Regions from separate parts of the Mus musculus genome. Here region 1 is linked to region 2. A link is a loop called in an ENCODE intact Hi-C map of the cell type or tissue named here. Cell type or tissue: gastrocnemius. All regions are shown on one strand. Each heading gives the region's core, and the rest is flanking DNA. Links, peaks and the distances in the headings are about the cores only.

Region 1 (12,888 bases), core at 2,707-10,706, 580 kb after region 2:
CAGCCTGCTCCTGCTTGCAAACATAACATAGTATTATTAATATTGTCAGGGATCTGTGCTTGCCCATGGGATGGGTCTCAAGTAGGACCAGTTATTGGTTGGCCATTCCCTCAGTTCCTGCTCCATCTTTCATGCCTACATTTCTTGTAGACAGGATAAATTTGGGGTTGAAAGTTTTGTGGGTGGGTTGGTGTCTCTATTGCTCCACTGGGGTTCCTGCTTGGCTACATGAGGTGGCCTCTTCAGGTTTCACATCCCTAATGTTCTGAGTCACAGCTATGATTACCTCCATTGATTCTTGGGTGCCTTTTGGCTATTTGAGATTCCTCTCTTGAGAATTCTCTGTTTAGCTCTATACCCTATATTAATTGGGTTATTTGGGTTGTTGGTGTCTAACTTTTTGAGGTCTTTGTAAATTTTGGATATTAGTTCTCTGTCAGATGTAGGGTTGGTGAAGATCCTTTCCCAATTTGTTGGCTGCCAATTTGGCCTATTGACACTGCCCATTGCCTTACAGAAATTTTGAAATTTCATGAGGTCCCATGTATCAATTGTTGATCTTATACTCTGAACCATTGGTGTTCTTTTCAGAAACTTGTCTCCTGTACCAATGTGTTAATGGGTATTTTCCACTTTCTCTTATATGAGATTTAGTAGACTTGCACTTAGGCTTTCTGGTGTTTCTTTTGATGATGAAGTTCAGCTTTAATTCATCATGGTCTGATAAGACATTATTTTAATTTTATTGTATTTGTTGAGGCTTTCTTTGTGAGTGACTATATGGTCAATTTTGGAGATGGATTCATGAAGTGTTGTAAATAAGGAATATTCTTTGTGTTTGGGTAAGATATTTTGTAGATATCTGTTAGGACCATTTGATTCATAATGTCTGTACTTTCACTATTTCTCTGTTTAGTTTTTTTTCTGGATGATCTGTCAGTTGATGAGAGTGGGGTGCTGAAGTCTCCCACTATTAATGTGTGTGGTTCAAAGTGCAATTTTAGCTATAGCAATGCTTCTTTTACAAATGTGGGTACTCTTGTGTTTGTGGGATAGACGTTCATAATTGAGATATCATCTTGGTAGGTTTTCCTTTGATGAATGTGAAGGGTCTTTCCCTTTCTCTTTTAATTAATTTTGGTTGAAAGAATATTTTATTAGATATTAGAATGGCTACTCCAGCTTGCTTCTTGGGTCCGTTTCCTTGGAAAAAATAATTTCTAGTTCTTTACTCTGAGGTAATGTGTATCTTTATTGCTTTGGTTTGTTCCTTGTACGCAGCAGAATGATGGGTCTTGTATTCACATCCATTTTATTAGCCTGTGTCCTTTTATTGACGAATTGATTCTGTTGATGTTGAGAGATGTTGATGACCAGAGATTGTTTCCTGTTATTTTGATGTTGGTGGTGCTAGTGTGTGTGTGTGTGTGCTGTCCTTGTTTTTGCTGGTATGGAATTACTTATGTTCTGTGTTTTCTTGGATGTAGTTATCCTCCTTGGGTTGGAATATTTGTTCTAGTATTTTCTGTAGAGTTGTTTTGTAGATAGATATAATTAGAATTTGGATTCATCTTGAAATATCTTCTTCTTCCATCTATGGTGATTGAGAGTTTTGCTGGGTATAGTAGTCTAAGTTGGCACCTGTGAATTTTTAGAGATTGCACTATATCTCTCCAGGACCTTCTACCTTTTAGAGTCTCTGTTGAGAAATTGGATGCACTTCTGATAAGTCTGTCTTTGTATGTTACCTGGCCTTTTTCCCTTGATGCTTATAATATTGTTTCCTTGTTCTGTAAATTTTGTGTTTTGATTATTATATGGTTGGAGGATTTTCTTTCTCTGGTCCAGTCTAATTGGTGTTCTATGAGCTTTTTGTATGTTTATAGGCATCTCTTTCTTTAAGATGTGAAACTTTTCTTCTGTGATTTTGTTGAAAATATTTTCTGAGCCTTGGAGCTGGAACCCTTCAGCTTCTTCTATTTCTATTGATCTTAGGTAAAGCCTTTCCATGGTATCCCTGATTTCCTGTATGTCAGGAATTTTTTAGATTTAATATTTTCTTTGACTGATATATCATTTTCTTCTATTGCATTGTCTGCACCTGATATTCTGTCTTCAATCTCCTGTATTCTGTTGGTGATGTTTGCATCTGTTCTTGTTCTCTTCCCTAGGTTTTCCATCTCCAGGATTTCCTCAGTTTGTGTTTTCTCTATTACTTCTATTTTCAGTTTCAGGTCTTTTACAGTTTTATTTATTTCCGTCTCCTGTTTAATTGTATTTTCCTGTATGTCTTTACAGGATTTGTTTCCTCTTTAAAGAACTCTATCTGTTTGATCATATTTTCTTGTATTTCTTTAAGAGATTTATTCATTTCCTCTTTCAAGACCTCTATCCACTTTATAAGATTATATTTAAGGACATTTTCTTGTGTTTTGGTTGTGTTAGGATAGCCAAGCCTTCCAGGGTAACTGTGCTTTGGAGGTGTCACATTGCCTTGGCTTTTGTTGATTTCTTATCAACACATCTATTAGCAATTCCTTTAGGCTCGTCCCAGAAACTAGAAACAGCTTGCTTCTCTGCCAGTCAGTTATGGAGCCAGATGCATAAGACAGATGCTCTGTACTCCTCTTTCTCTTTATCTGTCTCTCTTCCTTTTCTTCTCCCACCTGCCCTCCATCTTCTCTCTTCCCCACACGTTTCTGGCTAGCCTCTTCCTCCCTTCTCCTCTCCTCTCTTTTTTTATCCTTCTCTGACCCTCTCTTTTCTCTGCTTCTGTCCCTTCTCCTTGTTTCCTTCCCTTTAACCAAATAAACTCCCCTTTATACTAAGCCTGTCTTACAGCTGATTCCCAGGGGATCATCATGGCCTGGTCTACTCAGGTGCTCCCTCCCACAGCATTATATTGCCTCCTTGCTCATTTAGAAACACAACAATATCTCTAACCATGTGAAATATTTTCTAATAACCATTTATACTCAGTTCCCCTGATGTAGTATAAATTAATTTTCCATGAAATTAAACACACTAAATATTTATTGAATACCTATAATTTTCTGTGTCTTAGGGAGGCATAGATACCACCCTCCATAGATTGTATGTTGAGCCACAACTTTCAGCAATCACTTTCAATGGTGATTGATGTGGTCCATGGGATAATGAGAAAGTGTCAGGCTTTTCTGGTGGCCTCTGTGATTCAGAGCAGAAAACCTTGACAAACTTCATTAAGGCCACAGAAGAGGATTGTCCTCTAGGAATCCTGTCTTCTCTGAACTTCCAGAAGTGGAGGCATCTCCTCATTTGGACTTGTTCTTGGTGATTTCTCCTGGGATCAACCAGGCAGGAAAGCATTGGCCACACCAAATCTTGGTAACCTTCCTTTATTAGCATCTGGATGGAGTAATTTTTAATAGGCTTTTCATTTATAAAGATGAGTAATAACTGTGTAGACAGTGACCAGTTGATTATCTTGGAGGGGATTGTGAATGTTCACTGACTCCCTCTCTCCCTCCCCTATACCCTGTACCCGCTGTGATCTTGAAAATGTGTTTCTAAGATGATGGTCAGGCCAGTGCCAGGCAGTAACCATAGGACAGTACCATAAAAAGCAAGCATTGCCTAATCTTAACAATTTTGCTGAAGAAGTACAATCATGTAATCAAGTAGATGGGTTTCCTAAGAATTTTCAAAGTTTACCTCCATGGTGAAGTTAGCATTAATAGAAAATTCACCTCATGTTCTATATGGCTGACATATTGCAACCACAAACTAAGAAAAATTAGCATTGGTGAAAATTCAAATAATAAGTTAATTTATAAACCCAATAACCAAAGAGAATCAGAAATAAGAAAAAAATGGAGTTTGATTTTTGAAAAATAAATCAGAACCACAATCATTCTTAAAATAGAATACAGGGAAATAATAATAAAGCATACTACCTGGTGCTAGAGAAATATTTGGAACATTTAACCAATTAAAATTGGTAGCTGCTCCTATATAGTTCCAGATTAATAAGTACATTTAAGATGAAGTTTATGTAGAATCCATGAGAGGTCTGAGGATGAAGCTCAGTTGGTAGAGTGTTTGCCTAGCATGCGTAAGACCCTGGGTTTGTTCCTTAGTGCTGCATAAAATTGAGCATGGGGCACACACCTGTGCTCCTAGAGCTACAGAGGTGAGACAGGAAGGCTGGGAAGTCCATGGTTACATCTGGCTGCATAGTGAATTTATGATTAGCCTAGGTTTCAGAAGACCATGTCTCAAATTATGAGAGAACCATCACAATGAAAATTAGAAGCAAATGATAAAGAAACACAATGTTGACAACTTATAAAATGACATTAAAGACATACACAAAAAATTATACTTAAAGTTTTATATGCCTATGTCTAAAAAAAAAATTGAAAATTCAGTCAGCCAATCCTTCATCTTCACATGTTAGCTATTGGGAAAACATCAATAAATTAAATCCTCCAAACACAGTAACATAGAATTGATAAGCTATTGAAAATGATGAAATAACCACATAAGTAAAAGATCATTAAAGTCCAATTTGTTAATTTAAAACACATCCGACCTCATTACAGATGGTTGTGAGCCACAGTGGTTGCTGGAAATTGAACTCAGGACCTCTGGAAGACTGCTCTTAACCACTGAGCCATCTCTCCAGCCCTGACCCTTAGTAAATATTACACTAGATACTAAGAGACTGTAAATTTCTCTGTTCATTTATAGATCATGTCTAGGATGCTATCATATCACTTTATGTCAATACAGGAAATGGGGAAAACATAGAAAGAGAAATAAAATTGCAAAATGCACAGAATAAATCATATCATTTGCAAAGGATGATTACAGATGCAGAACATAAAAGATTTTATATGTATTTAGTATTAATAAAATAATTCAGGAAGTTGATGACTATAGGCAAGGTATGGAAGCATACCATCTACATTCATTAGTAACAAAGTTAGTAAATAGTAAGACTCAAAAAGTATAAAAGCATTAGATCTAAATTCATGAGTAGACATTTTGAAAGATGCTCTAAGAGAGTCATCTTGAGGAATTAAATAAAAAAAAATATAGGGACCCTCCCACCTTCACAGACTACAATACTCTAAGACTTGTTATTATAACAATGGACAATCGAAGAAAATTGCTTGGCTCAGTTAAATATTGAAACTTTTAAAGTCTTCTCATTTACATTAGTTTCTCTCTCTCCATATATATGTACATATACATATATTTGTACATATATGTATATATATGCATGTATATGTACATATACTTATACACACACACATATATATACATATATATATATGTATGTATGTATATGTATATAATGTGAGTGTTTTAGTGATTTGATTCTCTCCTTGAATCATGTGGGTCTCAAAAATGAAACTCAGATTTTCAGAGCTGATGGCAAATGCCTTTACCTGGGATCCATTATGCTCAAAAACTCCAGTGGGATTTCCAAAGTGAGTTTGCATGTTTATTATAATATATTAAATATATAAAATAATAGGTGTTAATCATTATGAAAGTTTCATGCATGCATGTTATACACTTTGGTTGTACGTTGTTTTAATGTTTTATCTATTTGTTCGTTTATAGGTGGGTTGGGGAAGGGGTGTAAAAATTGGAAAAATATTGATATTCTAGTATGGGATCACTTTTTGTAACCCCATTTGTAGGCTTTTTGTAGATATGTTTTCTGGTGTTTTTACAACTTTCTTCCAATGTGCCTTATCACCTAATAAGTAAGCCTGTCTCTTTGGTCTCTGCATCTCCAAGCACAGGATCATCCAATCATATTGCCTTCTGTCCCTCTTGTAATAATTCACATAATTTTCCACTATGAGTTAAATATCCTGTGTATATTATGAATGATTTTGCATTATAATTCATATTTTATGTATTGGGAAACATAATTTTTATAAAATTGTGAAGTTAAATATATTATATTTTAGCTGATATTTGACATATAATACTAAATATTTAACTTTTATTTATGATATTATTTTCACTGATTGCTAAAGAGGGAAGCGTGTTTGGAAAAAACATGATTTCCATGCGGTTTGAGAAAACTTACAAAGAATTTAAATCTCTAGCATGGATTTTTTTCCTGTACTTTTCTGCCCTCTAGTGGTGATAGAGCAAAGACCAAAGAAATATTCCAAAGGCAAAAGCCAGTTCTTGAAGAAAAGACAGTGCCTTTTTTTGTTTGTTTATTTATTTACACTTCAGATGTTATCCCCCTTCCAAGACCCTCCACAAGACCCATATCCCCTCCTCTTCCTCTCCTCTATGTGGGTACTCCCCCATCTGCCTACTTGAAATTGAAAAGTTTTAAAAATTATAAATCTCTCACTGGTCAATAATGCTCATTGACATAGTGCTGATCGATGCTGTTACTGTGTTGTAACTTAAGCAGATTAAACAAAGGGCTAACACTAAAATAATTTTCATATTGAAAAAAATTGTAAAATATTATACAATAAATTAAAATTATAAAATAATTTATTGACTAACTGTTCACTCTGACATTTACCTTCCAAGCTGTATTTTGATTTTTTGTATGACAATTTCAGAAAGAGGTTCACATTTTAGAGATAGATTCAAGTTAGTATAGCTAAGCCACTTGATAGAGAGTAAATCTTAAATACAAATAACCTCTATCATTTTAAAAGTGTTTTAGTGGCAGAAACTTGTGAAGCCTTTTATCTGTGTTAGTATAGTGGGGACAGAGATTTCACTTTAGACTTACTCGGTAGTGGAAGTCACAGGGAGTGAGATGCTTACAATGAGTGGGTAAGAAGGGGGTGGGGAGCTCCGTGGTGGATTTTCTATGATTGCTGGTGAAATGATGCACTTGAAACTTCCACCTCTGACATCATCAATGCAGTTATACCACATAGTGAATGAATCTGGAATAAGGATGCAAATTCAGCTTCAAGTGGCTACTGCCAGGTCGTCAGTGTCAGGTATGGAAATATCACATTGAAACCCATGCCTTCAGATACTAACTAAAACAATGTTGTATAGAGAAAAGAGGCCTGTGACTGCTAGTGATAAGCACTATTAACAGAAGCTGTTGGGCTACTGAGATGGCTGAGGGGGTAAAAGTGCCTAAGGCCTTGAGTTTCATCCCTGGGACCCATTTGGTGTATCAAGAGAACTGTCTCTGGCAAACTGTCCTCTAACCTCCATTTGCCTGCTGTGGTATGCATGCATTCAACCACACACATTCACACACACATTTGCACACACATAGTCACACACACATTTGCATACACATAGTCACACACACTCACACATAGATGAACACACACATTGATGCACACAGACACACAGAAATAAAGGTTATAGATGATGTTGAGATTATGAAGACTAAGGGGGACTCTTGAAAAAGGATAAAAAAAATTATATTATGATGTGGTCCATGAGACTGAAGGGTCCAGTGGTATAATGTTATGGGTTGAAGGTTAGATTACCCCACCCCCACTCCAGGCCCATGTGTTTGAATATTTGGAGCTCATCTGGAGACATTGTTTTGGGAGGTTTGGAGCCTTTGAGGGTTTGCAGTCTGGTTCTCTGTATTAGGTCACTGGTGGTGGGCCTTTTAAGGTTAACCGCTATGACTCAGACCCTTATTCTTTCATTCTGCTTCCATTGTCATATAATGAACTCTGCCACACAACTGTGCAACAGAATTGCACTAGATGAGAACCCCATAGGAAAACCAACAGTGTCAACTCACCTGGACCCCTGGGAGCTCCCAGAGACTAAGCCACCAACCAAAGAACATACACATAGAAAGCAGAGGACTGCCTTGTCTGGCCTCAGTGGCCTAATCCTATAAAGACTTGATGCCGCAGGGTGGGGGGATGCCAAGAAGGGGCACCCTCTCAGAAGTGAGGGGAAGGTATGGGGAGATGGGGGAAAATCTGAAAGAGGGAAGAAGGAAGGGGCAGCATTTGGGATGTAAAAAAATAAATTAAATAATTAATTATAAAGAATTGCTCTCTTCTGCCTTTCAAGAGACAATAAATTTACATCTATCTGAAACCATGAGCCCAAATATGTGATTTCCCCTTGAGCTGTTTTCAGTTATCCTGCCACTATTGTGGAGGTTTAAATAGGAATGGCTTCCATAGATTCACATGTTGGAATGCATGGCCACAGGAATTGGCACTATTAGGAAGTCTTATTGGAGGAGGTGTGGCCTTTTTAGAGGAAGTGTATCATGGTATCATGGTGGAACAGTGCCACACGCTCTGGTTGAGTCAGCTTGACAAGCCGAAAGGCTTGAAAACTACTCTTGAGGCAAAAGAGTTTCACGGAAACTCGCTCCTGGAGTCTGGCGTGCTCTCTAAATTTTCCATTCCCGCGTTAGTCTAGTGGATGGATCCACATGCTGTCTTTATTATAAGTGCCTTTTAAGATTGAATTCTGACATAGCTAAAGCCTTTCGCCAGTGTTCCAACAGTCCTAGAACGTCCTTGAGCTAGACACTGACATTCAGAATAGCCTCTGGTATTACACTATCAATAAAAGCCAAGTAGCTCCCATATACAGGAATTTACAATGGTTTAGGAAGTAGATCGGGCTGTGGTTTTAGAGTATTGCATTATTCATGAGATGGTTAGCTAGAATGGAACTCCCTCGTTAGAACCACGACTTGGGTGTGAAAGCCCTTGCCCTAGGAGAGTAAAGACCTCACACCTGGCTTCTAAGACTATAGCTGAGTTACACCCATACACACGTATTTACAATGGCCTAAGGGGAAGGTGGACTATACAATAGACTAAAATAGGAACTATGGCAAAAGCACGAAGCCCTTGACCCTGGCTTCTACGAATCTTAGGTGGAGCCCCTTTTTTTTTTTCTTCTATTTTTTTTTATTACGTATTTTCTTCAATTACATTTCCAATGCTATCCCAAAAGTCCCCCCCCCACCCACCCATTCCCATTTTCTGGCCCTGGAATTCCCCTGTACTGGGGCATATAACGTTTGCCTGACCAATGGGCCTCTCTTTCCAGTGATGGCCGACTAGGTCATCTTTTGATACATATGCAGCTAGAGTCAAGAGCTCTGGGGTACTGGTTAGTTCATAATGTTGTTCCTCCGATAGGGTTGCAGATCTCTTTAGCTCCTTGGGTACTTTCTCTAGCTCCTCCATTGGGGGCCCTTTTGATCCCAGTTGTTAACAATGAATTCTATCCCAGGTGGTTCCCGTTAGACCTTTTGTGTTTGCATTCCTCTGTTTTATGTAAGATTCTGGTTACCTCATTTGTACCTTGCGAATATGTCACCCAACTTCCTTATTGTCTTCTGCATAAAAAGTCTGATGCTCGATTTGAAACATACATTCAGATTCCACACGACCTCTCCTGTGTGCATCTGTTTGTCACTCATCCGACGCTTTGCCCACCCGCGACTAGAAACCCGTTCCACACAGACAAAGGGGCTCAGAGGGTCTGCGGCAGAACAGGGCTTTGAGGATGCATATATATATATATATATATATATATATATATATATATATATACTCAAAGGTCTGCCCAGTGTAAAACAGTAAAACATATTCACTCTCCTTCTGCCTGACTTTGAATCAAGTTGAAGAACTGTCAGCTCCTTCTCCAGCACCATGTCTGCCTGCATGCTACCATGCTTCTCACCATGACGATAAGCCATCCCCAGTTATGTTTCCCATTATATGAGTTGCCTTCATACTGGTGTCTCTTCACAGCATTGACTATCCTAACTAAGACACATCTAGAAATTATTATTAGTCCAACTTAGAATAAAGTGGGCATTTTTCTACCCCACATTTTCAATGGAGTTTATCAGGATGAAATTATTTGAGGTATGTTTGTAAACACAAATGAATTTGTTAGACGAAGTAACCTAATAACAGTGTCAAGAACTGGAGTACAAATATAGTTTGTATATTTAGAATAATTAATGTGCATAATTGTTGGGAGCCGCCCCCACATTCGCCGTCACAAGATGGCGCTGTCAGCTGTGTTCTAAGTGGTAAACAAATAATCTGCGCATGTGCCAAGAGTAATTTTCCACTACATGTACTCTGCCTTTACTCGGCCATGGGCTGCAGCCAATCAGGGAGTGATGCGTCCTAGGCGAAGGATAATTCTCCTTAAAAGGGGACGGGGTTTCCGCCATTCTCTCTCTTACTTGCGCTCTCTTGCTTGCGCTTTTGCGCTCTGCGCTCTGGCGCTCTGGCGCTCTGGCGCGCTGGCGCTCTGGCTCCTAAAGATGTAAGCGGGGGGTTTTCGTTTTTGGGGCTTGGGGTTTGCGCTCCTGGCTCCTGAAGATGTAAGCAATAAAGTTTTGCCGCAGAAGATTCTGGTTTGTTGTGTTCTTCCTGGCCGGTCGTGAGAACACGTTTAAGAGTTGGTGCTGAAATCCGGGACGAGAAAATACAAGAAAACTCGGGACCGGCGCAAGGAAGATCCCTCATTCCGGAACCAGAACTGCGGGTCACGGTAATAAAGGTTCCCGTAAAACAGACTGTTGAGAAGGATTCAACTGCATGAATTCAGAACTTTTCAGCTGGGGAACAGGAGTACCAGTGAGTACAGCTTTACAAGGTAAGTCTGGTCTTGAACTTTCTAACGAAATTCAAGACAGTCTATCAGAAGTAAAGTGGAAAATAGCTTTACAAGGTATGTTTGGCCTTGAACTTTTTCTAGTGTTAGGAGCCCTTTTGTTCTTTTTCACATGTTATCAAGTGATTAAGATAGGGCTGAAAATTCTAGATGAAATTCAGGACAATCTATCAGAAGTAAAGCGGGGAGAGAGAGTAGGAGCAAAGAGGAAATATGGTGCACAGAATAAGTATACAGGCCTTTCCAAGGGTCTTGAACCCAAGGAAAAGTTTAGGTCAGGTAAGAATACCTGGGGAGAGATTAGAAGGAAGGAAAAGAAAAAAGAAAAGAAAAAAGATCAATTAGCGGAGGTCTCTAGGAGATACTCGTCACTAGATGAGCTCAGGAAGCCAGCTCTTAGTAGCTCTGAAGCAGATGAAGAATTCTCCTCTGAAGAAACAGACTGGGAGGAAGAAGCAGCTCATTACCAGCCAGATAAAGTGCTAGCTAGTCGGTCAAGAAAAAAGCCAAAAGCGGCTGGCGAAAGCCAGCATGCTGTTCAGCCTCCGGGCAGTCGGCTTCAAGGTCCGCCCTATGCGGAGCCCCCGCCCTGCGTAGTGCGTCAGCCCTGCGCAGAGAGACAATGCGCAGAGAGACAATGCGCAGAGAGACAATGCGCAGAGAGGCAATGCACAGACTCATTCATTCCCAGAGAGGAACAAAGGAAAATACAACAGGCATTTCCGGTCTTTGAAGGAGCCGAGGGTGGGCGTGTCCACGCTCCGGTAGAATACGTGCAGATTAAAGAACTTGCCGAGTCGGTCCGTAAATACGGAACCAATGCTAATTTTACCTTGGTGCAGTTAGACAGGCTTGCCGGCATGGCACTAACTCCTGCCGACTGGCAAACGATTGTAAAAGCCCTCTCCCTAGTATGGGCAAATATATGGAATGGAGAGCGCTTTGGCATGAGGCTGCACAAGCACAGGCCCGAACAAACGCAGCTGCTTTGACTCCAGAGCAGAGAGATTGGACTTTTGACTTGTTAACGGGTCAGGGAGCTTATTCTGCTGATCAGACAAACTACCATTGGGGAGCTTATGCCCAAATTTCCTCCACGGCTATAAGGGCCTGGAAGGCGCTCTCCCGAGCAGGTGAAGCCACTGGGCAATTAACAAAGATCGTCCAGGGACCTCAGGAGTCCTTCTCAGATTTTGTGGCCAGAATGACAGAGGCAGCAGAGCGTATTTTTGGAGATCCAGAGCAAGCCGCACCTCTGGTAGAACAGCTCATCTATGAGCAAGCCACAAAGGAGTGCCGAGCGGCCATAGCCCCAAGAAAGAACAAAGGCTTACAAGACTGGCTCAGGGTCTGTCGAGAGCTTGGGGGACCTCTCAGCAATGCAGGTTTAGCGGCTGCCATCCTTCAATCCCAAAACCGCTCCATGGGCAGAAATGATCAGAGGACATGTTTTAACTGTGGAAAGCCTGGGCATCTTAAGAAAGATTGCAGAGCTCCAGATAAACAGGGAGGGACTCTCACTCTTTGCTCTAAGTGTGGCAAGGGTTATCATAGAGCCGACCAGTGTCGCTCTGTGAGGGATATAAAGGGCAGAATCCTTCCCCCACCTGATAGTCAATCAGCTTATGTGCCAAAAAACGGGTCATCGGGCCCTCGGTCCCAGGGCCCTCAAAGATATGGGAACCGGTTTGTCAGGACCCAGGAAGCAGTCAGAGAGGCGACCCAGGAAGACCCACAAGGGTGGACCTGCGTGCCGCCTCCGACTTCCTATTAATGCCTCAAATGAGTATTCAGCCGGTGCCAGTGGAGCCTATACCATCCTTGCCCCCGGGAACCCTGGGCCTTATTCTCGGCCGGGGTTCACTCACCTTGCAGGGCTTAGTAGTCCACCCTGGAGTTATGGATTGTCAACATTCCCCTGAAATACAGGTCCTGTGCTCAAGCCCTAAGGGCGTTTTTTCTATTAGTAAAGGAGATAGGATAGCTCAGCTGCTGCTCCTCCCTGATAATACCAGGGAGAAATTTGCAGGACCTGAGAGAAAGAAAATGGGCTCCTCAGGAAATGATTCTGCCTATTTGGTTGTATCTTTGAATGATAGACCTAAGCTCCGCCTTAAGATCAACGGAAAAGAGTTTGAAGGCATCCTTGATACCGGAGCAGATAAAAGTATAATTTCTACACATTGGTGGCCCAAAGCATGGCCCACCACAGAGTCATCTCATTCATTACAGGGCCTAGGTTATCAATCATGTCCC
Region 2 (12,678 bases), core at 1-8,000:
TACTGATGCATGCTACTACAAACTAGCTGAAAATGGTTTAAAACGCACTAGGTGATTGCCTGGCTGCTTGCTTGTTGTAGGGCTTTTTCAGGTTAAGAAGTACATTTTTGTTAGTAGTGCTAGATGAATTAATATAATACTTCTACTTCTTAGTCTTGTTTTCTTGGATATTTTCTTTTTTTACATTTCAATACTTCTTAGCCTTAAATATTAATATGGAAATTTTGGTTCCTCTGAACATTACTCATTTGGTTCATGAATAATAATACTTAAATTTTTTAAATTAATTTCTTAAGTTAGTAACAAAGTAATGGATCTCATCCTATCTCTCTCTCTCTTTTTTTTTTTTGAGACAGGGTTTCTCTGTGTAGCCCTGGCTGTCCTGGAACTCACTCTGTAGACCAGGCTGGCCTCGAACTCAGAAATCGGCCTGACTCTGCCTCCCAAGTGCTGGGATTAAAGGCGTGTGCCACCACACCCGGCTTCATCCTATCTCTATCTCTCTGTCTATCTAGCTAGGGCACTAGTATTAACAGGTGAAGTTTTTTATAGTCTGTCTTATTCCTTAGTATATATTCTATCTTAAGTGTATAACCAAATTGTTATGCCTTAAAGTTACGTGAAATTCTGTCTCTTGATTTTTTCTTTTAAAATTCTAAGGTTTTTGAGAATCCTTATTTGATTTTCTTTAGTTATAACAAACAGTTATGTAACTGCTGACTTCCTTCACTTACAGTCTGTTCAGTAAGCTGAAAATAGAAGGAGGACTTAGATAGTGGATGCCTAATGGTTATGTACCGAAGTAGTACAAGATTCCCTTTTCATGTGATGCTCAAGGCAAGGACTAGGTTTTTGTTGCATTTGTTTACTTTGTCAGCACAATGTTACGTTGTACTCAACAGGCAACAAATCACTGTTAATGATGTTAAAGGGCCAAGTTTTTGGCAATGGGGAAGTATGAGATGATAGTTTCAACCATTATTTTCCTTGTCACCTAATACTAAGATGGTGCACACATTACCTATGACTTAATTGTAAGAACATATAACAAATTACACCTAGTTTAAAAGAAATTAAAAATTCAAATTCATTTGAGGAAATGGAGTGCCTTACAAACGGGAAAGGAGCAGTGGATGGAGCATCTGCTAGATGGGATGCAGTATCAACTTGGGAGACTGTGTTCCCCAGCACAGACTTACCCCTGCCATCCATCCTCACTGACTAATCAAAGGCCTCAAGAAAATGTAGTTAACTTCAAATTAGAGCTGCTCTCATTAGTCTTGGCTTCAGTAGTGTGTACTTACAGTAGCAGCGGTGTTTATCTTGTAGACCTTGGTGAGTTGGTTTTCACAGCTTATGTTTTTATAAATATCCTTGGAATAGGCTTCTTTTTTTTTCCTATAGAAGATTGTTCAGAGAGGACTTTAAAAAACCAATTTGCTAAGCTGAGGGGAAAATGTTGTACCTAGAAAATACTTGCTACTTGTTTTACATTCTTTATTATCGGGAGGGATCAAATCTTATTCCTCATACTGTTTATGAGAATGAAGGATTTTAAATTGAATGATAGAATGATAGAATCAGAAAATGTGTTTTATTTTCAGATTGAAAATATCAGAAGGAAGCATAATTACTTGCCTTTCATTATGGAATTGTTAAAGACCTTAGCTGAGCACCAGCAGTTAATTCCACTTGTGGAAAAGGTAAGTGGTTTCTTGGTGACTATTCAAGCTAGGTTAGGGTCTCCCCAGTCCATCATTGTTATGAACATGAATGGAGGTAAAATATCTGGGGCTTTTGTAGATTTATTCTTTTGCTTAGTGTTTTGCATTGTGTAGTTATTTTTTTGCCTAGGGTTTTGTATTTTGTAGTTTTATTCTTTTGCCTGCTGTTTTGAATTGTAAGAGAAGTAATGTAGCCTGGTACTTTAAAACAAAAACAGGTATCGCCCCACTACTGTATCAGCCCATAATTCTTAATGTTTACAACACAGGTTGTTCTGTATTAAAACAGTTTTTTTCTTTAAACAAAAATAAATTTTTATTGTTAATAACTGAAATAATAAGTTTTTTTCCTTAGCTAATTTTGTAAAATTTTGCCTTGATACCAGGATTTAGAACTAGAATGGACATTGATGGGGATAAAAGAATAGTTTGGCTAGCACACAGGTTTCTTATTCCTAATCTAGAATCCTTCCCACTGAGGGATAACTAACAAATAAGTGGAAAATTCTGATTTCTAAGATTTATTCTTCAGTGTTAAGCACTTAATAAAATATTCAAGGAATAAATGAGTTACAGTTAAATTGTTTATACGTTTATATTGTAAATCAGCATTTCTGAAAATGACCATCTCTGGATGCTCTTTAAATTACATGTTACCTGGCCCCCTCCCCAGATATTCTCATGTAGGGGAAAGAATCTTTAATAAGTTTCCCAAGTGATTCTAATGCAACTGATCTGTGTACCACATTTTGAGAAACACTTTGAGAAGACACTACTAGGCAAATAAAAATTTGGACCATTAATTTAAAGACAAGAATACATGGTAGGTATATTTTTCTTATTGATTTTAAAGTGTACAAAGCAAACATACATTTTGTCCCAGATATTTCATACTATAAATATAAAATAATACTGAGATTTGAATTCATAATATATTTGTGTTTGCCTTATTACCTGAGACATAGGACTCACTTTTTAGCATTAACTTTAAACTTACTGTAGAAGACTGGTAACTCCTCTGTTCATGCTCCTCGGGGTGCTCTGAGATGGGAAACTGAGTTTCAATCTTGTATTAACAACTTGAAGCCTGTGATCCTCAAACTGTTATAGGACATCTGGATGGTTTTCTTGGAAGCACTATGAACTCTTTCTGTTGTAAAACTACTAAGTAGTGATGGGTGTGGTGTGCACACCCATGATCTTAGTCCTTGGAAGCTGAGGCACGTGGATTCAGAATTCAGAGGCATTCGGAATACAGTTTCTCATTGAAACTTATGGACAGATTATCACTTTATTCAATGCAAACGGTTCTTTAAAGTTTGTTTTAAAATGCGGTATTTTTGTGTAGACTAGGAAAAAGTTTGGTGTGATTTTTTTTTTTTTTTTTTTTTTTTTTTTTTAAATTGTCCATGACTGTATTCCCCAAATGATGATGGTGGTTTTGTGAGCTTAGAGTAAACCTTTGTAAAGACTGTTTTGGACACAAGGTGGCAGTATATGAATATGTAATGTTAGTGTAACCGGCTCTGTTGAGAGCTTTCTGTTGGCAGTTTTTTAAGGAAGGTAGTTATTGACTGTCTAGACTACCTAGTTTGTAGCAGGTTTTATCCTGTAATATTATACAAACGGTGTATATTTATTGTTTCTACCTGTACAGTGCTAACTTCTAGGTTTTGAGGGTATTTGGATTTAACATTTGATTGAAATGTTTTAAATTGTTCATCTCATTTGTCTAGCTGCAAATTATATTCTAGACATTTTGTTATGATGTAAATCTCAAACAACTTGTGGCATGGGTTGGCAAGGAATGAAACAATTATAGCCTGCTGCATAGTATCTTGAGATTAGTTCAGCACAAAGTCGTGAAAAATTTCAGACAAACAGTAAGTTCTAAATAATTTTCTTAGCAAATGTATTTTTGTAATCCTTTTGTGAAAAAAAGAAAAAAAAAACTAAAGAAGTTATACCACTTTGGAACTCTGTGCTAATAAACGAAGCAAATTGAAAAGCAGGTAAAATAGATTATATTTTAAAATTAAACACAATAAAAAGCTGTCAAGGAATTTCTTAATCATGATACTTTCAAGAACAATTATGTATAGAATCTAGACTTGGATTTGGACTTGGAATATATGGAATTTAGTTGGTTGGTTGTTCCCCCAGCCCTCCTTTAAGGAAACTGGCTATTACAGTGTGAAAGGGGTAGGAGGAACCACACAGAAAGGATGTGCCTCTTAGTGGTGGTAGATGCCACGTCTATCTGAAGTTGGACTTTGACTGAGACAGCTGTCTATATAGTCAATGGTGAAAGTAGTTGGGGCAAAAAATTTTCACTATATTGAATAAAAAGCAAAAGACAACTAATTTTCCCTTGGTCTTGTGACTCTAGTGATATAGAGTAAAATTTAATGGTTTTGTTATATGAGAGTTGTATACATTGCTCAGGAGGCAATCTAAAAATAGTTGTAAATCTTATTGTACCATAAACCAAATCTGTCCTCTGAAACATAAAATTAGCTAGATTAAGATTCTATTTGTGAGTCCTCTACACTCACAATACTGTAAGAAATTCAGTTTCAGCATATGTGTGTATATATACATATACACATGTATGCATACTTCTAAATCATTGTCTATTTCACCTCTTTAAACTTCTGGTCCTTATTATGTAAAACCATGAATGTAGTTGATAAAGGGATACAGATGAATTGAATTTAGACTCAATTGATAGTAAGTAGCTGATCCTTAAACCAACTTCTGTCTCTTAAAGAAGTAGGACGATCACAATAATTTTGTTAATTTTAGTAAACATTTTGTAAACTATAAAGACCAATAGCAAAATACTAAATACTTTCCTCTTTTTTTCTTTACATTGTTAATTGAATTTCCATTGTAACTGAAATTGAGTTGTATAGGCAGACATGGTGTTGCATGTCTGTAATCTCAGCTCTTAGGAAGCCTAGGTAGGAGGATTGTGAGCTGTAGAACCAGGTTGGGTTAGAAGGTAAAACTGTGTCTCAAAAATAAAGAATCTAGATGGGAAAAGGAATGAAATTTTGTATAGGATAGGGTATACAAATTAAATTCCAAGTCATTCTACTGATTAAAAATGTTTATATAGGTAACTAATTTTACTACTTTTATGTAGTAGTTAGACTTTAGATAATACCTGTATTTTATGTATACATGTTTTAATAATTTGCTTTTGATTTTCTGTGGTTTGCCCCCTCCCCCCTCTCTCAACTCAAGGGCTTTTCACAGGTTACAACTGAACTGCATCCAACTATTTTTAGCCATTTTATCCAGCTGGTCTTGAACTAACCATTCTGTATCAGCTTCCTCCCCAGGTAGCTAAATTATAGGCCTGTGCCACCACATCCATTAAGTCTAATGCAAAGCTCTTAGTTTTATCATACTGCTGCATAATAGTACCTGATATGTCAAAAAGTTAAAGTAGTTCTAATTATCCTATTTTTGGATTATATAATGTGGAATTCTCATTTATGGTTTGTTTTCAAAGATCAGCAGAATTGGTGTCACCTGAGAATTTGTTTTATTACTAAATTATCATCCGACATTTAAATAGGGACCCCGGTTGGCGTACATATTGAAAAGCACTGCTTGAGAACAAGTGTCTTTGACATCTATTGAAACTTCACTGTATGTTACCTGTGTGACTTTGGTCAACTTTGATAATGCCTATGAGCCTTTTCTTCTTTACTTTGGTTACTTTAGTAACAAATAGAATTACTGCATTTAATATTGTAATTATGAGATCATGTTGAAAAACATTTAGGTCTAATAAATTTACTAATACTATATACATATATGTACATATATTACTATATACATATATGTACATATATGTATACTGATACACACACATATACATATGTATTCTTTTAGTGATATTTTATTAAGCTCATCAGAACTATGTTAAATTCATTTACTTCAATATAATGGAAGTATAAATAATTTTATTAGACTTAGTTTGAGTAAGAAATGGACAAATATGTATGGTTGTTTAGCTTTATAGAATGAATATATTTTAATTATTATAATCAGTACATTTGATCTTCTGTAAACCAAAAATGATCATCTCTACTGAGGGTAAATAAGCTTACGGTTCAGCAGAAGTTGCAAGTCTCAAGTTATAAACTGCCATGCTCTCAGTGTCTCAGAACACACTCGGGTATTTCAGTGCTTTTCATTTGTTTATTCAGTGATACCTTTCCTTTCTGTGTTGCCAGGCCGGCTGCTCTCTTACATCACAGTGTCAGTAACTAGGACTACAGTCCCATCACACAGGCTCTAGTAGCGTGAACGATGCATAAGCCTTATCCTTGCGAATACCATTGGATACATTGTACTTTAGTATGATCTAAAACAGTCTTTGAGGAGTTCATAATGTGCTGTCTTTAATTTTTAGGCAAAAGAAAAACAGAATGCAAAGAAAGCTCAGGAAACTAAGTGAAGAGGATATTTGGACGTGTGTACAGTGTGCTGCACTTAATTTCATGGACACCATTAAATAAAAGGAACTTTGGACAACATCTTAATTGACTCAGTGCACGTTTGGCATAGTACCAGTCTGTCTTGTCCTTTATGCATGGAGTTAAAATTCTTTCCCTACCTGCATCATGGGCATGTAGTGCATATTAAATAAAAGTGACGAAAAAGTGCTGGCTAAACTCCATTCTTCAATTCTGGATCTGGGAGTTCTTGGTACTCTAGAAATACAACTATAGTAATGAACATAGAAAATACACATATAATATACTTTATCTGTAGTTGCTCTGATTAATATTTTTATTTATTAGCTTAGTCTATTCAATTTATAAATGTCAGATCTTACTTAAACTGGGTCATCTGTTTCTAATTGTGGCAAAAATAATTAGTGTTTTTGTCTTTGGGGTGTGTTGTGCAGATCTTAAAACTGAATTTTATCTTACACCTATTTGATTTTTAAGGCCAGCCATTTGGAAAGACTGATACGATTTTTGATGAATATGTAAAGAAGACAATAAATATCCCAATTATATTTTAGCAAAGTTTCTTGGATTATTTGTTTATATATTGTAGAATTATTCTAGAAAGCCCTGGATATTTTTTTGCTTTGAAACGAAACTGTAGAAAACATAAATATTGAGAGTTTTTTGACAACCTGTTTTTCAAGATAACGTTATGTGCATTCATTAAAAATTAAGGGTTTAACAGTTTGTTACCTAATTCTTTTAAAAGATAGCAGTGGTGACAGAGGATTGTCCCATGCCCATTTGAACGAACATTCCAGATCCACAGTTTCCAGGATCTTTGTCTTTCAAGAGTTTGTTTCTAACTTCTTTCCAAATTAAACTTGAAAGGAAAAAAATTTAAACTTACTATTAAAAAAACTAGTCATCCAAGCACATGTAAAAGAAATGATACATGACTTTTTTTTACATTTTATGTAAAATAATGTAATTTATTTTATGAGGTAACTTGTATACCATTTTCTAGCTTCAGCTTTGATCCAAATTTAACTTACTTAAATTAGCATACAAAGTGGTAGTTTGTATTTTGGTATTTTCATACATAATTTGTTTTTGACCTTCCTCCTTTCTGTTCATTCTTGTACTTTCTCATAAAACATATTTGATCACCGAACTAACTCAAAACCAGTTCTATCTTGTGTTCCCTTCCTAATTTCATGATTTTTTTCTCATTTCTCATTAAGAGAGAAAACATGTGTCATGTGTCTGAGTTATCCCACTTAGTAATTTTTAGATCCATTCATTCTTCTGTAGATTTTATACTACTTGGTTTTGTTTGCTTGTTTGTTTTGTTTTTCTGAGAGAGTTTCTCTGTGTAACAGTCCTGTCTGCCCTGGACTTTTGTAGACCAGGCTGACCTCAGATTTAGAGATCCTCCTGCCTCTGCCTACAGATTGCTGGAATTAAAGGCATGTGCTGCCACACCAGGCTCAGCACCACACTTTGATTATCCATTTAGTGTAGACAGACATCTAGGCTAATTCCATTTCCTTGCTGTTATGAATAGAGCAGTAATAAACATAAATATGCAAGTATCTCTGAGCTATAGAGTCCTTTGAGTAGATGTTCAGGAGTGATATAGCTGGTCACATGGCAGTTATATTTTTACTTATTTATTTTTGATTCATTCGTTTGTTTGTTTGTTTATTTTTGAGACAGGGTTTTTCTGTGAAACCCTGGCTGTCTTGGAACTTACTCTGTAGACCTGGCTGGTCTTGAACTCAGATCTACCTGCCTCTGCCTTCAGTGTGCTGGGATTAAGGGCACCAGTACTGCCTGGCTTTCTAGCTTTTGTTTTGTTTGGAGAAGACTGCAGCAGATTTCCACAGTGGCTATTCTTGGTTATACTCCTAGTAGCAGCAGTCCACACACAGACAAGGAGCACTGCCCAGCGTGTTGGCCTTTGTTCTCTCCATGAGAAAACATTCTCATTGGGGTGAGGTGGAATCTCAAAGTAGTTTGCGTTTGCATTTCCCTGATGGCTAAAAATGTTGAATACTTTTAAAAATACCTATTAGTCATTTTCATTTCTTTTAAAAAACGCAGTTTGGTTCATTGACCCATTTGTAAATTAATTTTTAAGAATTATTTTAAAGTATCAGATAGTGGTATTATTCATTGATTCAGAGCTAATAGGAAAGTTTGACAATTATGAATGTGGGGCACTTCATGGCTATTTTTGCTTGTGAATAAAGGCCTTGTTTTGTCCTACAGGTTTTTGGTAGCTCATGGGTAGAGAAAATGAAGAGCTGAACAACAACCCAGAAATAGATACGTGTTAGTTAGAAGGACATGGTTTTGGAAGGAGTCTTAAAGGAGCTCAGTGAATCTTGCCTTTTTAAAAATCTCATTGAGCCACTGGGTAGAGAAAGGCACTTGACATTCTGTTTACTGTAGTCAGTTCTAAGGGATGTGCTTCTACAGTAAACAGCAAACTTTCCAACAGCTGCAGCCCTGCCTCCTCTCACCTCAGGTTTAGTTCCCAAGATAGCTGGCTGCCCTTTGTGTGGCAGAGAGCAGCAGCCGGACTGTCCCACTGGAGTAGGCGCATGCTTGGTTGCTGGATCATCGGGCACATTGCTCGTCCTTTAGGGGTGTAATACATAATAAATTACGACGTTGTGTTCAGACTAGTACCTTCAGTCTAAACTGCCTATAACATTCCAAAATCCATTTAGACCTTCCCCCCTTTTGGAGGACTTTTTTTCTTTGTTTGAAATGGTGAGGAGGGGGATAAAGGTTTTTCTCCCCCTTAAAAGAAATATTAGAGAAAACTTAAGCAAAAATAGAATTTATTACATACAGTTTACCAGTAGAGATAACTACAAGAATATTTTAGTGTATTTAGTAATTATTTTTTCCTGTATAAATATCCATGCTTTTATGCTAGTTTTGTATATTCTCTCTGTATTGTATTATAGAATTATATAATACATAATACTTTTGAAGTTGATAATACACAGTTTCTCGTTTTTATATCTTTAATAACTTGTAGGTCTCAAGCCATGCTAGCTGTTACAGAGAGAATGAAGAATATTAATGAGAGTTTTGAAGCTACCATCCTTTCCTTGTAAAGCTATTGAGAGGTTTGGAGGAGTGGGCTCAAGTATATGTTTCCAGAATTGACTCCCAGCAAAGCACTGTGGCCTCATGGGATATATCCCTTCAACAACAGTGATAGTATCTGTCATTGGAGGTATTGGAGTCAGACCATGCTGTTGTTGTATTCTAAGAACAAGGACTCTGCTGATAGACAACTGGAATCTTAAAAAGGAAAGTGACCTCTGTATCTACACACACCCCCTGAGAGCAGCTGGGTAACGGGGCAGCTTCTGGTTTATGGTTGCCATGTACTTCTGCTCTTTCCTGATTGTATTCTCAACTGTTATTTGTTCAGCCTGTTAGAAATCATCCTTGTAGTCATAGCTGTTGGAGATACATGGAGGTAAACAAGATAAGATCATTGCTATTGTTGTAGGATAACTAAGTGTGAGATGGCATATATGTGTCAAATAATTGAAAGAAATGTATTTGAAGAGACAGCAGTGCAGAATACTGTGAGTGGAGCGTTTATAGATGGCCACACAGAGGCCCTTGAAGTGGTCTTTTAAGCAGAAGCATAAATGAAGAGATTTTCTTCTCTCCGGTACTCAAGCAGCACTGTGGAAATGGATTGTATAGGCACAGCCTGTATACCTATACATAGCCAGTTTGTTATAATTCACAGTTGTATTATGTAATAGTGTTTGATAGTTAAAAGGTGTATGAAGGTTGATCTGGCTGTTAGTATCAAAATCAGTTAAATAAGCAGAAAAGGGTGGGATCTCTACACAATGTGCCTTTTATAATCTATACGATAGTTCTCAAGCTATCCCTTCCCATTTGTGAGATAGTCCTGTGGACCCCAGGGTGGCCTTGAACTGACTTGGTAGCCAAGGTTGACTTAGAACTCTTGAACTTACCGCTTCTACCTCCCAAGGATGAGATTAGGGACATGCTCCACCATGCCTGTCTTTGGCCCTTTGTTGTAACAATAATATTAAAATAGTGGGCATAAGTAGTAGAAGGAAATCTGAGGCAGGTGTGGTTTTTTAAAAATAATTTGAACTCTTGTCATTATTAGAGGCAGAAGTGAAACTCTGAAAAAAAAATGAAATTACTAGAAAAAAATCTGACAGAATTACTTGAGAATAGAGAGAAAAACTTCCCAAGAAATAAAACAGAAATACTTAAAAATATAAAAGTAATTCTGTCCAGTAGCAAATGTCATAAAACCTAAGAGCTTTGTCAGTAGAACATTGCCACATGTTTAATATATATGAAAAATATTGATGTGAAATATAGAAGACCCACAGCAAATAAAGAGAGGGAAGAAAGTTTTTAAAAACTTGGCAAGTGATAAGAGCAAGCAGTTTGCAAGGCAATTCAAATGGTTATTACTATGCACAGCATATCCCACTTGTCATAGAGAAAATAGAAGCATTTGAAGAAGTGCACTTCCTACCTTCTCCTGCCTGCCTTCTCTCCTTTTCCTACTTCACTGTTCCTCCCTTGTGACACTCTCGTGTACCTTCTGCACATACACCAATCACTCCTGTGTTAGAAGAGTTTGTTACTCTGTAGCCCAAGCTGGGCCTATGTGAGATGGAAGTACTCAGATAAGAGAAGAACTCTCTGGGTCTGTTAGGTGCTTTCTAGGGGCCTTAATGGATGACCTTGACCAAGTTACTAAGGAATGTCGAGTATAAGTGGCAACCATGTGAGCTCTGGGATCCAGTAGCTCCCTGAAGGCTGGTAATTGTAATGATTAGAAGGTAATAAGCTATCCAGGATGGGCTTCCTAGGTAGTGTCTCCTAGTAAGGTTACCAAGGACTGAGAACTGACCTTTCAGCTTTTGATTTGAAAATGCTAAGGACTTTAGATAGTTAATCAAATTCAATAAAACTCACAAGACATTACTGTATACCTGAAAAATGCAATTTATTAGTTTACAATTATAACTGCCAGCAGGTCAAACATTCCTGTCAGCTTGTCAATATGCCCTTTCCCTGGGAGATAAACTTACCAATGAAACCAGATTAAGAGTGGAAGGCTAGGTGAGTCTAGCCCAAAGGAAATGATTTGGCTTTTACAAATGCTGCCTGTGATGATAGCTCATCCCAAGCTTTGTTGTAATGGACACTAACCAGTGCTCCCCACCCCTGCTCTCCTATACGTGCCTTCATCCAAGTCTCACTGTGTCCTTCATTTACACATCCTAGAAGTGTTTAAACTTCCATAATTTCTACTTTCATGACTGACATTTTCCTGCTTTTCTATGCCAGCACGTTTCTCAAGTGATGTAATTAAAAACTATATGCAGTTTTAAAAACTACTTTATTCTGGTATTTTGGGTCATCTCCCTTGTTGAGGTACTTTTTTCTTTTTCTATTTTTCTTTTAAACTATCCCTAGATCAGAGTACTAGTTCCTGTAACCAATGCAACGTCTATGTGTAAGAAATTAGCCTTCTCAGGTGTAAATTGAGCTTATTGCATGGCTTTTCTGGAAGGATGTGAAGAAATGTCAGGTTATCAGTAACAGACAAATGAAATGATTCTACTCAAGACCAGCTTAGCAAGCCAGCAAGGTTTATTTTTGATTGGGAAGTTATAGGAGCCTTTGTGATTCAAAGATAGCCATGGCACTAAAAGGTTCACCACTCCCACAAACTCATGAAAACTGTGTTCTTGGAACTCCCTGAGCAACTCGCAGGCAGCTCTGCCAGTCAGTATACTCCCTTTGCAGCAATTTGTGTTGATTATATAACCTGTAGGGGGGGGGGCTTAGAAATATTTTTTACATTATTTATTTTTTGAGAGCTCATCAATGAGTACTGTATTTTCAATATTTCTACCACACTCTCCTCCCCCACCCCCCAATTCCTTCTGGGCTCTAACCTCCCACAGTGGGCTGGGTCCTTCACCATCAGTTAGCAATCAAACATGTTAACAGGCTCTTCAGATAAAGACGATCTATTTAAAGGTGCCCTATGCTTCTGTGCCTTGTTTCCTCATAGGTGAGTCTAAATGTAAGCATGGAGACTTAAAAAAACTTGGAAAAAAATTAGTTACTGGTTAGTTTTAATTGTCAACTTGATATAACCTAAAATCACCTTAGAAGAGATCATCAAATAAGGAATTATTTTAATCAGATTGGCTTATGGTTATATTTTTGGGAAATGGTTTTGATTGTTAATTGATAGAAGATCCAGCCCACTGTGGGTGGCACCATTCCCTAGGCTAGACCATGAGTTAGTGAGCAAGCAGGCAGGATTGGTCTGTCTGTCTGTCTGTCTGTCTGTCTGTCTCTCTCTCTTTCTCTCCTTCTCTCCTCTTCACTGTTGATATGGTATAATCAGATGTCTCAGTCTCTTGCCTTAA

Evidence for each region. A loop is a pair of places that touch in the nucleus more often than their neighbours do. Peaks named below come from ENCODE experiments on the same cell type or tissue, not always from the same donor. Only the 100,000 strongest peaks of a DNase experiment are listed, where the experiment ranks them.
Region 1: a loop joins it to region 2, with 6 times the contacts of the local background. A loop is called at or near these places in 34 of 42 quality-filtered maps.

The regions. Positions count from the first base shown.
Region 1 is chr1:144,374,072-144,386,959 of GRCm38, forward strand. No RefSeq gene overlaps it. Among named protein-coding and RNA genes, the nearest start is that of Rgs1, 130 kb to the left of the region's middle. In gastrocnemius, for the core only: a CTCF peak has its summit at 6,148 (motif pointing left); no DNase peak of the experiment used is centred there.
Region 2 is chr1:143,800,531-143,813,208 of GRCm38, forward strand. Uchl5 (ubiquitin carboxyl-terminal esterase L5) reads left to right here. Exons shown (of 11, transcript NM_019562.2): 10 at 1,605-1,703; 11 at 6,154-6,936. The coding sequence ends at 6,198. Among named protein-coding and RNA genes, the nearest start is that of Uchl5, 30 kb to the left of the region's middle. In gastrocnemius, for the core only: a CTCF peak has its summit at 3,218 (motif pointing right); no DNase peak of the experiment used is centred there; H3K27ac peaks cover 183 bases.